2 separate regions of the Mus musculus genome follow, and region 1 is linked to region 2. A link is a contact called in ENCODE Hi-C or POLR2A ChIA-PET data. All regions are on one chromosome and are shown on one strand. Each heading gives the region's core, a stretch centred on a gene start or an enhancer-like site at or near the end of the contact. The rest is flanking DNA. Distances are from core to core; before and after follow the strand shown.

Region 1 (2,700 bases), core at 150-2,649, 280 kb before region 2:
AGAGACCTACATGGCTGTCTCTTGTAATGCTGGAACTAAAGGCATGTACCACCAGGCCTGGAGTTAAGCTCTTCACCTAGAACCTGCTTGTCCCAGGCTGGCCTTGAACTCAGAGATCTGCTTGGCCTTATCTCCATGGATTAAAGGTGTATGCCACTATGCCTGGGTCTAAATTTAGCTGAGAAGGATCTTGCTTATACACTGAACACTGAATACAAAAGCTCACTATTTTTTATTTTTTCCAGACATGGTTTCTCTGTGTAGCCCTGGCTGTCCTGGAACTCACTCTGTAGACCAGGCTGGCCTCGAACTCAGAAATCCACTTGCCTCTGCCTCCCAAGTGCTGGGATTAAAAGCGAGCACCACCACCACCCGCTAAAAAATCTATTCTTACAACAACCTTGTTTTGAATCACCACTAAATATATGAGCCACCAGTACTCTCTCTACATTAGCAATTGTTTCAGAGGAAAAACCCAGCCATTTAAGGCATTGGAGTATGTCTGGGCCTAACAAGGTCTTTAGAAAGATTTCCCCCAAAGCTTGGTTTGTTTGTTTGTTTGTTTTCTTATACTTTCCTCCATTCCTCAACTAGTGCTCTTCTCGCGTTTCCAAAATTTTCTCAGACACAAGATTTTAAACAATTAATAGCACTTCCTCGAATTGTCTTCATAAGCAACATGTCTCAGACTATGACATAGTAAAAGTTCCTCCATTTTGTCTCAGGTGGAGCCATCTTTGGTTTACCCGGAAACTGACACCATCATTCCCTGATGAAAGTGAAAAGTCCTGTACCCCAACTCTGTCCTAGAAACTCGGGGAAATGCCTCAGGCAACTGCACGTTTTGGGCTTCTAGTAAGCTGCTTGCTTACTTTATTTCCCTGCCAACGGCAAACAAGGAAGTAGTGTTTCCGTGTTCTCTGCCTTTTACAGCTCCCTGCACAGTGCGTTCTTCCGGCTGCTCTGAGAGAAGGGTTTCCCCCCGGCAGTCGCCGGCGGCTCAGTATAGACTCTCGGTTCGCTCGCGCTGAGTGGTCTCTGAGTTTCTAACCCTCACCACTGACGGAATCCACGTCCGGCGACAAGAACCTCAGAGCTCAGAGTAGGCTCCCTGAGCAGCGCCTCCGGAAGTCCGCCAGTGACGTACCACACAGTCTCCAGTGACGTGAGAGTGGCCGCGTGACTCACTCCGTGCCTCTGCGCCTGCGCGCCAGGGAAGGGGGCGCGGCCTATCGGGGGAGGAGCTACATGGAGAAGGGGGAGGGGCGGGGCCAGCAGGAAATGGGTCGAACGTAGCCGGGAAAGGACCGGAAAAAAGTGGGCGGGGCGAGGGCGGACCTATCCGCTGTACCTCGGAGCTTCACTTCCTATTCGCCAGTATTTCTGCTTCCGGGTTCAGGGTGTTCCGCGCCTCCGGCTCCTCTCCTTGGCAGATCGAGGTACTCGCATTGACAGTGCCTCCTGACTCAACCCAGGGCGACTTTTAACTGCCCACCCGCGGGAGCCGGGGCTCCGCACTGACCCGGGACACGAAGGCGCTCCTCACCTTCCAGCTCAGCCTGGAGGGTCCCTGCGCCCGGAGGCTGGGAGAGGTCGCGGGCCCAGCGAGGCAGCCTTATGCGGACCTCCGGCCCCTGAGGCGGACCGCGGGGACCCGCAGCCTTTCGGCGTCCCAGAATCGCTCGCTCCCGTCCCGGCTCGGATGGGCCTTCCCACTCGATAAATGTGGCTGCTGAGGCGGCGGTGGCGGTGGCCGGTCCTGCTGCTGGTTGGCTCCAAGTTCCTCCCCGCCGGGGCGCTTTGCTGCCCCCCGGGGCTGCCGCTGCCAGCTCTTTATCCCCAGGGCCTGGCCTTGCAGAGTGGCGACGATGGACAAGATTCTGGAAGGCCTGGTGAGCTCCTCGCACCCGCTGCCCCTCAAGCGGATGATTGTGCGGAAGGTGGTGGAGTTCGCGGAGCATTGGCTCGACGAGGCGCAGTGCGAGGCCATGTTTGACCTGACGACCCGCCTCATCCTGGAGGGCCAGGACCCTTTCCAGCGACAAGTGGGCCACCAGGTGCTGGAGGCCTACGCGCGGTACCACCGGCCGGAGTTCGAGTCCTTCTTCAACAAGACTTTCGTGTTGGGCCTCCTTCAGCAGGGCTACCACTCAGTGGACAGGAAGGACGTCGCCATCCTGGACTACATTCACAACGGCCTGAAGCTGATTATGAGCTGCCCGTCGGTGCTGGATCTCTTCAGCCTGCTCCAGGTGGAGGTCCTGCGAATGGTTTGCGAGAGGCCGGAGCCAGTGCTCTGTGCCCGGCTGAGCGACCTCCTGACCGATTTCGTGCAGTGCGTCCCCAAAGGGAAACTGTCAGTTACCTTCTGTCAACAGCTGGTTCGAACGATAGGTCATTTCCAGTGCGTGTCCACTCAGGAGAAGGAACTACGGGAGTATGTCTCCCAGGTAACGAAAGTGAGTACCTTACTACAGAATATTTGGAAGGCTGAGCCCTCCACGCTGCTACCTTCTCTGCAAGAAGTTTTTGCAAGCATCTCTTCCACAGGTAAGGGTCATTATTTCAGAAAAGTGTGTCTTGGAAATTCAACACGTGTGTCTCATCAACACAGTGCGCTTTTTTCCCCCCCGGAAGCATTCTCTTTGGGGGTACTGAAAGAGGCCAGGTAGCCTATTTTATTAGAGTAACTCCTCCAGT
Region 2 (2,700 bases), core at 61-2,560:
GGAACTAGACTTAACAGTTATGAGCTGACATACGGGTGCTGGGAATTGAACCAGTGCTCTTAACCTTTGAACCATCTCTTCCAGCTCCTTATATCTATTAGTTTTTGGAGACACTTTTAGTGTCTTTTAGTCTAGGCTGGCCTAGTAGCCAAGGATGACCGTGCCTACACTTCTCTAAGTGCTGGGATTTGGGGTACGAGTCACGGCATCCAGATTAAATAGTGCTAGGACTCAAGCCCAGGATTTCATGTATGCTCCCCAACAACTCACCAAATGAGCTACAGTATGTTAAACGAGAGCGTTTTCAGGTTCTCCATTTTAGTTAACGATTATTCGACTGGTTAAAACATTTGAAATTATATATGAATATTATCTATTCCAAGAAGTTTGAAAGTAACTCTGGAAAAGACTTTTTATTCAACATAGGTGGGGACTAAATAATGGGATTAATTAAGATAAAGATCTTTTGTGCCTGGGAGTAGGTGGGGGATGAATGGAACAGTGTTTATATTCCGTAGGATTCAGTAGCCTCCATGACAGCCTAAGGCAGGATAAAGAAGCAACACGAATAACGAACACTTGTTTCCTCGGTGTAGCCCTGGCTGTCCTGGAACTCGCTCTGTAGACCAGGCTGGCCTCAACTCAAGAGATCCGCCTGTCTCTGCCTCTGTAGTGCTGGGATTAAAGGTGTGCGCCACCACGCCTGGTAAACACTTCTTGAGACAAATGTGTATTTGTTTCATGCGAAAACTCGCCATCATTTGTCTGCCTTTATCTGCTGCCATTCTAACAGGGCAGCGCGTCTTCTGTCTTAACTTGAACTTGACAAACGCCGAACTCTCTAAACGAAGCCGACTGACGGAGCGAACACGCAGACTTTTTAATTCTGAGGTGATTTTTCTTCTCAGGCGTCCAACGTCACTTAACGTCACGCCCGTGAGCGAAGGCGGCAGGACGACGAAGGCCAGCCCAGGCCTTTGCTCCTTGCCTAACAGTCGCGCCGTTCCCAAGAGGGAGCCCTAGCGCGGCGGAAGACAGCGAGCCGAGCCGTTACGGGAGCGCCGAAGACCCAGCTCGCGTCACTCGGAGGAGCGGAGGCGCAAAGCACCGCCGACGCGCTTCCTCGAGGCCCCGCCCACTCGGCTCCACAGCCCGCTAGAGGCCTGGAGGAGGCGGGGCCAAGGAGGAGCATGCGCACGCGCCCTCGCGAGCCGGCCTTCTAAGGGGGAACGAGCGATCTCGCGAGGGTTGAGAGCGGGTGGCGTAGGTAGCTGTCCTGGTTGGCTGGAGAAGAGAATCCACTCCCGGAGAGGAGAAGGCGCCGGGAGGCCTCTGAGAACCTTCCGTTTTCCTTTCCCTTTCCCTCGGCCCTCCGCCTCCTCAGAGTCAGCCCGCCTTCCCTGACCTCCGTGACCCCGCTGGCCCCGCCCACTCCCGTCGACGTGATTCCCGCCGTGAGGTAAACGCCTGTGGAGCAGAGTCCCGCGGAAGAGGACGGCGAGGCGAGCGGCGCGGCTGGGCCGGCTCGGGTCGGTGGCGGAGCCCTCGCGCGTGAGAGCTTCCGGGCAGGTCTCACTCCTCCGGCGGCCCGGACGCCCGTGTCGCGCAGGCCCAAGCCGCTTCCCTCGGCGCCGCGCCTGCCCGTGGCCGCGGCGGGTGACGCAGCCGGAACATGTCGTCCGCGGTGGAGCCTCCGCCGCCCCCGCCTCCCGAGAGCGCGCCTTCCAAGCCCTCGGCGGCGGGCGCCGGCGGGAGCAGCAGCGGCAACAAAGGCGGCCCCGAGGGCGGCGCGGCGCCCGCGGCTCCGTGTGCTGCGGGCTCGGGCCCCGCGGACACCGAGATGGAGGTGAGCGCGGCCGTGCGCGGGGAGGGAGGGAGGTGGATGCTCGGCCGGCGCGTCTCCTGCTCTTCACCTTTACCTTTTCCCCTCGGTGTAGCTAGCCTAGCCCGACCGCGGATCGCTCTTACGAAACACATGTTCCTGATTACTGGGGCCGAGGGGACCCGTTTCCTCCATTGCCAGGCTCCCCCAGAACTCGCTCAATTTCTCCCGATTTAGGTTTTAGTTTGCACTAAACTTTGAGGAAGGCGAGGGAGATGCCCCTCCGGAGTGGGATTCCCGGGGCGAGGGGCGACGTTTCCCAGCGTCGCAGCTGGGGACTTGCGCCTCCAGTGCCTCATCCCCGTGCTGGCGGGGGCGGCATCTGTCTGTTCTGGGCAGAGACAATGGCGAGAGCTGGAGGGCCGAGTGCGCAGTGGGGATAAGCGGGGCGCAGCTGCTTGTGTGCAACGAGGGGAAGCCCCTCCCGGGCCCTGCTCCACCGGGAGGGGAACGAGCGTGACAGCCGCAGCACCTGTCCTGGATCCCCATCCAATTACGGGTGTATGCATGGAGAACTGAATGAATGGGAGCCTCGGGGAAGGATGATGGGCTTCTAGCTCTGCGCATTGCTTCCTTTTGAAGCCATTCGGAGGATTCGCTGTTGAACCACCTTCTTGGGGCTCCAGTGGGCCAGATGATGGTGACAATACTGGAGGAAGCGGGGAGAGAGTGGAAAATGGGGGAGCTGCCAGGCAGGTCTCTTTGGACATGCTCCCAGGCATTGAGTTGCCTGGGAACAAAGTTACTGCTTCCAATTTTTATTCTTGGCCTTGGCCTTGTTTTGAGGTATTCTGTAGTTCCAGTCTGAAGGAAGACTC

The links. A loop is a pair of places that touch in the nucleus more often than their neighbours do. ChIA-PET counts read pairs that join two places held with the same protein, here RNA polymerase II (POLR2A).
Region 1: a map of T-helper 2 cell shows a loop between it and region 2 (4-fold over the local background). The contact joins the promoter of Usp38 here to the promoter of Smarca5 in region 2. A Hi-C loop is called at or near these places in 5 of 37 maps with a recorded cell type or tissue (T-helper 1 cell, T-helper 17 cell, T-helper 2 cell and 1 more). POLR2A ChIA-PET finds 5 or more read pairs at or near these places in 5 of 5 experiments (Patski and embryonic stem cell).

The regions. Positions count from the first base shown.
Region 1 is chr8:81,013,605-81,016,304 of GRCm38, reverse strand. Usp38 (ubiquitin specific peptidase 38) reads left to right here and starts at 1,399. Exons shown (of 10, transcript NM_027554.2): 1 at 1,399-2,550. The coding sequence starts at 1,869.
Region 2 is chr8:80,738,069-80,740,768 of GRCm38, reverse strand. It overlaps Smarca5 (SWI/SNF related, matrix associated, actin dependent regulator of chromatin, subfamily a, member 5), which reads left to right and starts at 1,310. Exons shown (of 24, transcript NM_053124.2): 1 at 1,310-1,846. The coding sequence starts at 1,673.